2 separate regions of the Homo sapiens genome follow, and region 1 is linked to region 2. Evidence: chromatin contacts called from ENCODE Hi-C or POLR2A ChIA-PET data. All regions are on one chromosome and are shown on one strand. The core of a region is the stretch at or near the end of the contact, and the rest is flanking DNA. Distances in the headings are between cores, read along the strand shown. Region 1 has its middle 29 kb from the start of TGILR. Region 2 has its middle 45 kb from the start of PXDC1.

What was found. A loop is a pair of places that touch in the nucleus more often than their neighbours do. ChIA-PET counts read pairs that join two places held with the same protein, here RNA polymerase II (POLR2A). Pooled maps may share reads with other maps.
Region 1: a loop to region 2 is called in a map of endothelial cell of umbilical vein, with 10 times the contacts of the local background. The contact joins two enhancer-like sites. A Hi-C loop is called at or near these places in 2 of 168 maps with a recorded cell type or tissue (HepG2 and endothelial cell of umbilical vein) and 1 of 50 pooled maps. POLR2A ChIA-PET finds 5 or more read pairs at or near these places in 4 of 52 experiments (AG04450, PC-9, activated CD4-positive, alpha-beta T cell and 1 more).

Annotation. Positions count from the first base shown.
Region 1 is chr6:3,881,094-3,885,512 of GRCh38, forward strand. No RefSeq gene overlaps it. Among named protein-coding and RNA genes, the nearest start is that of TGILR, 29 kb to the right of the region's middle. Within about 2 kb of position 3,146, at least 5 of the 41 ENCODE cell types and tissues checked have a DNase peak (open chromatin) inside an H3K27ac peak, as active enhancers do; they include endothelial cell of umbilical vein, where a contact is called at or near this core.
Region 2 is chr6:3,794,418-3,798,730 of GRCh38, forward strand. No RefSeq gene overlaps it. Among named protein-coding and RNA genes, the nearest start is that of PXDC1, 45 kb to the left of the region's middle. Within about 2 kb of position 2,119, at least 13 of the 41 ENCODE cell types and tissues checked have a DNase peak (open chromatin) inside an H3K27ac peak, as active enhancers do; they include endothelial cell of umbilical vein, where a contact is called at or near this core.

The DNA.
Region 1 (4,419 bases), core at 1,896-4,395, 88 kb after region 2:
GGATGCAGGATCTGAGCTCCTGGGGCAACCTGCTGCTCCCTGCCCGGTGGTCCTCTCCATAACATGCAAATCTTTGGGGACAAGGGAGGGGGTTTCTGCTGCTTCAAATCTCTCCTCAGGAAGCCCCCAGGTAAGGGGCCTAGTTAGGGCAGGCTCACCCTGGGAAATCTCCCTTTTGCTTAACTCCAAGTTAACTGATTAGGGACCTTCATTATACCTGCAAAATCCCTTTATCTTTCCCTAATAAGTAACCTAATCACAGGAGTGAAATACCGTCAAGTCCTGTCCACACTCAAGGGGAGATTCTCGAGAACATGCTCCAGGAGAAGGACTCGCAGGGTCATCTTAGAGTTTGCCTAATTGAGTTACAGATTCCCACTACCTTACTTTTTAAGTTTTTAAAACATCATGTTAAAATACACAGGACATAAAATTTGCCACCTTTAACCATTTGGAAGTGGACGGTTCAGTGGCACTGAGTACATTCACGGTGTCGTGCAGCCACCACCACCATTTCTCTCCAGGACTTTTTCATCTTTCCAGATGGAAACTCTGTACCCGTTAAACACCAACTCCCATTCCCTCACCCCTGGTGAACCCCCAGCCCCAGTTTCTTGTGCACTTGTTTTCTCCAACACACATGGTGGCAGGAGAAGACTGAGATAAAACTACAGATTCTCCTGCCTCACTTCTCACACTTGCAATTTTATCAACCGAGTTTCTTGAGCAACTCAAAATAAATATGCATCTGGGCTTGTTCTTCAAAAGACTTGTGTAGCCAATCCCTACTAGGCTGGGACTGTGAGCTCTGGCTGGCCCCTGTGCTGGGCTCAATAGAGAGGAAAAGTCAGATGTTGCAAACAGGTCACACTGCTTTGCCGAGACCAGCTCGGTCAGGGAGACCCTAATCCAGCGGCGCTAGAGGAATTAAAGACACACACACAGAAATACAGCACGTGAAGTGGGAAATCAGGGGTCTCACAGCCTTCAGAGCTGAGAGCCTTGAACAGAGATTTACCCACGTGTTTATTGACAGCAAGCCAGTGATAAACATTGTTTGTATAGATTATAGATTAACTAAAAGTATTCCTTATGGGAAACAAGGGATGGGCCGAAATAAAGGGATGGGTTCTGGCTAGTAATCTGCAGCAGGAGCATGTCCTTAAGGCACAGATCACTCATGCTATTGTTTGTGGTTTAAAAACGCCTTTAAGCGGTTTTCTGCCCTGGATGGGCCAGGTGTTCCTTGCCCCCATTCCGGTAAACCCACAACCTTCCAGCATGTGCGTCATGGCCATCACGAGCATATCACAGTGCTGCAGAGATTTTGTTTATGGCCAATTTCGGGGCCAGTTTATGGCCAGATTTTGCGGGGGGGCCTGTTCCCAACACTGCTTGATCCCATACTCTCTCCAACCTCACACATAGCATGCACTGAAAGCAAACTCACAAAGTCAGCAGCATGGTACATTTCCTTTAATTTAGGAAAGGAACTGAGTCCAGACTAAATGAGGAACCTCATGCCTCTCTGGTGTCTCAATTTCCCACCTAACTATTGGGATCTGCAAAGTCAACATTTTTAAAGAATCACATGCTCCTTGTATAGACGGAAGGAACACACCAGAAGAACCTGGACAGGTTTTAATCCTTTGAGAATTAAAGTCCCAAACTGCACCAAAAAAGATAATTCTGCAGTCTTTCTGGAAGCTTCTCTCCTCATAAATCTGTTGCCATTTAACAGGGTGATGAACATGACATTGATTCTAGGGTTTCCAATAGACACAGTGGGTCATAGGTACAATTTTGCTCCTTTCACTCCGGGAGTCTTAGGCACAGCTGTGTCCAAAAGGATTTGCTGCCCTTTATTTGGGTTTGCAAGGATGTTGTATTTCTCTGCATTGCAGATTTCCACAGCTTTGTGAGCAAGCCATAATTATTTCCAGACAAGATGCTGGCTCAGATGACTGCCTCATCCCTAATGTGGCTTCTCAGTTTCGCAAGAGGAAAACCCAGAACTTTCCTCCCTGTGCCTTCTGTGCCTCCTGGTAACGTGGCAAAGAGAAATCACAACTAGGAAAGAAGTCGTCATTTTAGGCGATGATAAAGCATTCCCAGAATAAAATAACTTGTTCAAATTCCAAACCCACATGTATAGAAACTATAATTTTTGTTTTGTTCTGTTGTTTTTTTGAGACAGAGTCTTGCTCTGTTGCCCAGGCTGGAGTGCAATGGTGTGATCTCGGCTCACTGCAACCTCCGCCTCCCGGCTTCAAGTGATTCTCCTGCCTCAGCCTCCCGAGTAGCTGGGATCACACACACATGCCACCACGCCTGGCTAATTTTTTATATCTTTAGCAGAGACAGGGTATCACCATGTTGGCCAGGCTGGTCTCAAACTCCTGACCTCATGATCCACCCGCCTCAGCTTCCCAAAGTGCTGGAATTACAGCTGTGAGGCACCACGCCCGGCCAAAACTATAATTTTCTGTGTGGATGGCAACTTTCTTCCACAAACAGAATAAGGGGTGATTGTGCCAATGGTTTCTGCTCTTGAAATATACCTGGGTCTGGAGGCAAGTCTGCAATGATAGAACATTCAGCAGCCCATCTGTGTGTGAAAAGCCTGCCATACGGCAAAGAACGAGCAAACTGGAGAACCACACCAACCCATTTCCATTCCCCAGCCCTCTGAAAACCCACAAAGAGAAGTTCAGTTGGGCAGCTAGAGCTTGCTGGGAACTAAGGAGTCCACTGAGTGACCATAAGCACTGAAGAGCTTGCATTTGCATTGGCTTTCCTTAAAGATTTGGTTTTAAGTAGCAAAACAAATACAAATTCAAGAGACATCTTGCTTAAAAAAAAAAAGGTGGAGGGGAAGGTGGTATTTATATTGCCACGTCAATTTTTTAATGCACTTTAAGATGAAAGAAATGTCCATTAAAACAGGGAATAATAACCAGTCCCTAAAGATCCATTTGCAGCTCTTTTCACTTCCTCCAGAGTGAAAGAAATTCCAGTTTCATGATGTCACTGCCTTAGCCAGATCTTTCTGAGGATGCAGCTGCTCAGATGCACACAGGTTCTGTTTGTGCAGTTTCCTCCTGTGTTTCCCAGAGGCGAATGAGGAGGACGGGCCATGGCAACATTCAACAAGCTGGCCTCACCCAGCACATACACACCTGCCATCTCTGCAGTTCTGACCTTGGCTAGCCTCACTCCACTGTCTAGCTTTAAGCCCCATCTTCATCTTTGAGCAGTGGCTGGAAGTTACAGCTGCAGCAAATGTGCAGAATATGAAAAGAATTTAGAATAGAATTAGACCAGAAACGATGTTGTTAAATCCAGCCATGTGCTACAGAGACCTGGCAAGGTTGCAGGCATGTCTAAGTGTACAGAAGCAGGTGACATATGACCGAATGTAGGGGCCAGGACTAGGAGCTGACCTTTGCAAGACAGTGACTTAGCAAGTACAAAATCAACAAAAATCATCCTGACCTCTCTACTTCTAACTCCTGCACCCAAGCTAACATCCCTGCTCATGATGCAACCTCGGCCAGCTGGTAAGGAGGCCCCAAAAATTCACTTGAAAATTCAACTCCAAATTTATTCGGAATCTTTTTTTTTTAGTGGGAAAATGACTTGTAATCCTGAAAAGAGACAGCATTAAGTGTAGAAATGATGAAGATGAATCAAATCTATTTCTGATATCTTGGGGTTAGGAGGTAATCTGTGGATATTTGGCCTTTTCCTTATTTGTTACATTTAAGAGGATTTTGTGTGCTGGAGTGTCAGTCAAACTTGTAATTCTAACTTAAACTGTGGAGCTAAAAAGTTGATGTAGACTATAATTTTATGTTGATATTTTAAGAGAATTTAAAATTTATTATATGTCTAGATTTTGTTATATTTACAGGAATTATTACTTAAGTACTTGGGAAGATTTTTCGTTGTTGTTAATCAGACAATTAAGGAAGTCAAATGATTACATTTACAAAGGCTGTTCAAAAAGCTTAATGCAATTAGTGTTTGTTGATGGGACCAAAGTTAATCAAAGGCTCCCTTTAAAAAGTATTAAATATTACTAGATTAATTTTAAAAAATAATATTTGCAGGTTGAACGGCATGTAGAAATGACATGAAGAACACTGCCAATGTGTTAATTAGACAACATTTACCAATTCTTATTATGAGAGTATTTCTTTCAAGGCACTTTACCAAATATCACATTTTCTTTCATTGAAAGGATCGTTTCAGCCTTGACTGATGTGCACGTGCTCACAACAGAGGCGAAGGGCCGTAGAGTGAAGGCCCAAGGCTGCCACTGGTTAGCCTGTGGACTCGAGTCTCAGTTTTCTCATCTGTAAAATGGCATAATAATAAATACATCATGCAGCCAACGGCAAGGACGGGATGAAATGT
Region 2 (4,313 bases), core at 869-3,368:
CATATGCTACTGAAAGATCAGCATTTTCATGTAGGCTGAAATCTAGTGGTAATCTCACTTCATAATACCAGCCTAGTAGTCTTCCAGCATTTCTAAAAATGGTGGCAACGGCAGACCCTACTGGTTTCCTATCTAACAGAGACTCACCTATTCTTGGTCTTTCTTGGCAGAGTCTACTTTGCACTATGGAGGCTGAAATGTCAGGTATTCCATTTCCCAGTCTCCTCTGCAATTAGGAAGGTTATATGGCCTATTCCTGGCCAGAGAGACAAAAGGGGACACTTTCTATATTGTATTTTCTCTGATAAAAAGAGATGTGCAAAGAGAAACACGACTCTTGGGACTTGCATATGTGAGGCTGTAATGTCTGGAGCTATGGCCATCATCTCCTAACCATAAGGACCTAAGCCTAAAGGCAAAAGTCTGTGCTCTATGGATGGTGGAGCAAGAAGATAGAAGGCATCTGGAAATTTTTCTTTTTTTTTTTTTTTTTTTTTTTTGAGATGGAGTCTCACTCTGTTGCCCAGGCTAGAGTGCAGTGGCACGATCTCGGCTCACTGCAACCTCCACCTCCCAGGTTCAAGTGATTCTCCTGCCCCAGCCTTCTGAGTAGCTGGGAGTATAGGCATGCACCATCATACCTGGCTAATTTTTGTATTTTTAGTAGAGATGGGGTTTCAGCATGTTTGTCAGGCCGGTCTCGAACTCCTGACCTTAGGTGATCCACCCATCTTGGCCTCCCAAAGTGCTGGGATTGCAGGCGTGAGCCACCATGCCCAGCTGGGATCTGGATCTTTAACATTCTTTGTCACTAAATTTACCAAATTTGGAGCCACCTACTCCTGGACTTCTCATTATATGAGAAAATACGCCATTCTTATTTAGGTCAATTTTAGTTGGATATTTATTTATTTATTTATTTATTTATTTAATTTATTTTTTGAGATGGAGTCTCACTTTGTTGCCCAGGCTGGCATGCAGTGGCACGACCTCGGCTCACTGCAACCTCCGCCTCCCAGGTTCAAGGGATTCTCCTGCCTCAGCCTCCCGAGTAGGTGGGATTACAGGCATGCACCAACACGCCTGACTAATTTTTGTATTTTAGTATAGACGGGGGTTTCACCATGTTGGCCAGGCTCATCTTGAACTCCTGACCTCAAGTGATGCACCTAGCTTGGCCTCCCAAGGTGCTGGGATTACAGGCATGAGCCACTGCGCCCAGCCTAGTTGGATATTTTATTACTTGCAACCAGAAGCATTCTTACTTGATTTGAATCCCTTTTCTTATGCTTATGGAATCCCCTACCTTAAATAGCAGAGAACACTCCTGGTAGCAAAGCTAATGATGCCAACTTCTCACTTTCTCAGCTTCCTATGCAATTCAGAATGGGCGTATTATGTAAGTTCCACCAATCATACGCACCCATGCCAAGCCTTGCTTAAGAAGCTCATAGTATATAGAAATAGAGGTGGTACACAATCCATGCTAGTGAAGAAGCCAGGAGCTATGTCCAGTTTCCGCAGGCAGTCTTGACAGCGGCTGTGGCTGCAGCCACAGCTGGAGTCTGGTGACGTCCAGTGTCAGGAGTGCCGCTAGTGTTGGCGATGCCCTGCAGTATCAGTGGTGGCATTATTTGGAGTGGGTAGGGGAGGGATTTCCTGGGGGCGTTACTTCCAAGCCTGGCTCTCCATCCTGCCAAGAGAATTTTTGAGCTTCTCAATGTCCTTTTAATCAATTCCCATCTTGCTTAAAATAGCAAAACTGGTTTCTGCTGCTACAACTAAGAATTTTAACTGGTAACTCATATCCAATGGCAACTATGGATGACACCATCTGAAAGGAGTCCTTTGTTAGCAAACTGCTCACTTGCCGTCTCATTTGAGTGCATAAACAGATACATCTCTAAGTCCTAGTGTGTAAAATTTGGAATATTTCTACTTTTATTAATTTGGATTTCCATGGTGAGGAAGGTATAAACTCAACAAAATTGTTAAAAGAATCCTCCAGAAACACACATGAGACAATATTTTCTACTTCCTGGAAGGAAACAGGAGCTTAGCCTGTGTCTTTTTTGCATTTGCTCAGAGTGTCCACATTGACACAGTTACCATGGTAAGAGCTTCCTTTTGAAAGCACAGTGGAATCAGCCCATTCAGAGCGTGTTGTAGCAGGCATGTGATTCTTTCCTGCTTCCATAGACACCAATTTCATTGTAGGCTCCATGTATTGTTGTCTTCTTCCTGAGACCTTGGGTTGGGGCCAGCTGAGCGGGTTTTGATAGCAGCTGTTTCTCTCCTGATTATTTTTTGATTTCTTTGATAGATGAGGCTGCGAGTGAACACTTACATCACGTGCAGAAGTGATATGAGAGCCAGGAGCAGAACCAAACCTCCTCCTGGAAGATTCTTATGCTATTTAGGCCTTCAGAGTAGACCAGATGGCTGACACTGACCCTTTAGCTATTCAGTAGTCTGTAGACTAAAACTCCTGCCATAGGCTCACTTGCCTCAGATCTTAATTTCCTGATACTCTTCTCATCCTTAAACCCTTTCTTCTTTAGTTAGTCAGTAATAACAATAGTCACCTTTAATAAGTACATACTATCAACCTTCCCACAAGCTATATGCTTTATATACATTATTTCATTTAATCCTTCTATCTCCTCTGCGAGGTATTATTACCCCCATTTTATCAATGAGAAAACTGAGATGCAGAGGGGTTAAGAAATTTACATAAGGTCCCTTTGAGAGGTTGACATTATTAGGATCTTCTCCTATGTCCATGCTTTATCTCCCAGACAGACTCTTTGAAAGCAGGAACCAAGTAACATTGATCAGTCTCACACCCACAGTGTTAGAATGCCCTGATTTGTATCATTGGCCTATTTCCATTGTGTAAATACTCCCATCATCACTCACTTCAGGCTACCAGTGTGAAGTCACTGGGAGCAGATGTGTACAATGGGCTCCCACAAGCCGGGGAAAGCCAGCTATGGCAGCTTGCTGGCCCCTGAGATATGCATAGTTACCTAAGGGGTCTAGCCCCAAACTCTGCTTGTCTGTTGGGGTGGGATTTGGCTCTGTCATTCTCTAACAGCTGTTAAAACATAGTACCTTGGAAGAATCTGCTAATGTGGGTGGCGGATACTTCACCCAAATCTTACTCTGTGCCCTCTCAGGGTAGGACACTCAAGCTTAGTCCCAAAGGGAACACACCCCTCCGCATGAGGTGATGTTTAGGCAGAGGGAAGCTGTGTGACCCATGGCGTCCCTTCTAAATGAAAGCAAAACAGCTAAAACAAAGCCTTTTTGCTGTGATTTGGAGTAATAAGGTGAGGAATCTCTTCTAAGAATGATTAACCATAAAGGCATGCAAAATATGTCTGACCGAACACAAAGTTTAATGATATCGTATTCTTCCTGCCAATGACAGACCTTTTCATCATTCTCTTATGTCTGAGATGCTCTTGTTTAAATGAAAACAAAATTCCTCTTGTTTAAGATCTGATCACACTTACCACGCTTACCTTCACTAACAGGAAGGTGTTTTAAAATGCTTACAGTAAGAGATGCTGGATTCTGTGTTTCTAAAACAAGTGTGCTTAGAACAGTAAGTAAATATGTACATTGTGTGGTTAGGAGAGAAATGGATTTCTAGTTCTTAGTAAATCTCCAAAGAGTTCCAAATCTCTTAAGTTAATGAAATTGGAAACAATATTTGGCAGCTCAGTAATAGAATGACCTCATAGGTATGCATGCTTAGATTAGGGAACTCATTCATTCTTTCAACAAAATTTTATTGAATATCTCTTAGGTGCAAGACACTCCGTAAGGGTCTGGGGATATAAAGAAGAGAAAAACCCAGGCCAATGACTGGAGATGAAGTGGCTAACGGATGCTTCCAGGGGTTGGCAAGCAACAACCTGAGGGTACAACCCAGCTGCAGCCTGGGGTTTACTGGAGCGTGGCCACACCCACCACTTATGCATCTGCTGTGGCCACTTCAACTCAGGCACCCAGTTGAGTAGCAGCTGGGACAGAGACCGCTTGTCCATGGAGCCTAAAACACTCACTGGCCCTTGAGAGAAAGAGTTTTCCAGCCTCTGGTCTTAGGAGAGAGAATGTAGGCCCAGACTATGGTGCTATGGGGAGCAAAGATGAGGAGACGGAGTGGGATGAACTTTAGAAGGTAGAATCTGTCGGGTGGGGAGCAGAGTGTAGGACCAAGGATAATACCCAAGTTGTCAATGGGGCCTGGAGGGAGAGCCCTCTGCTTCCAGGCCACTTCCTTCCCACCCCGTGAGCCCTGAGTA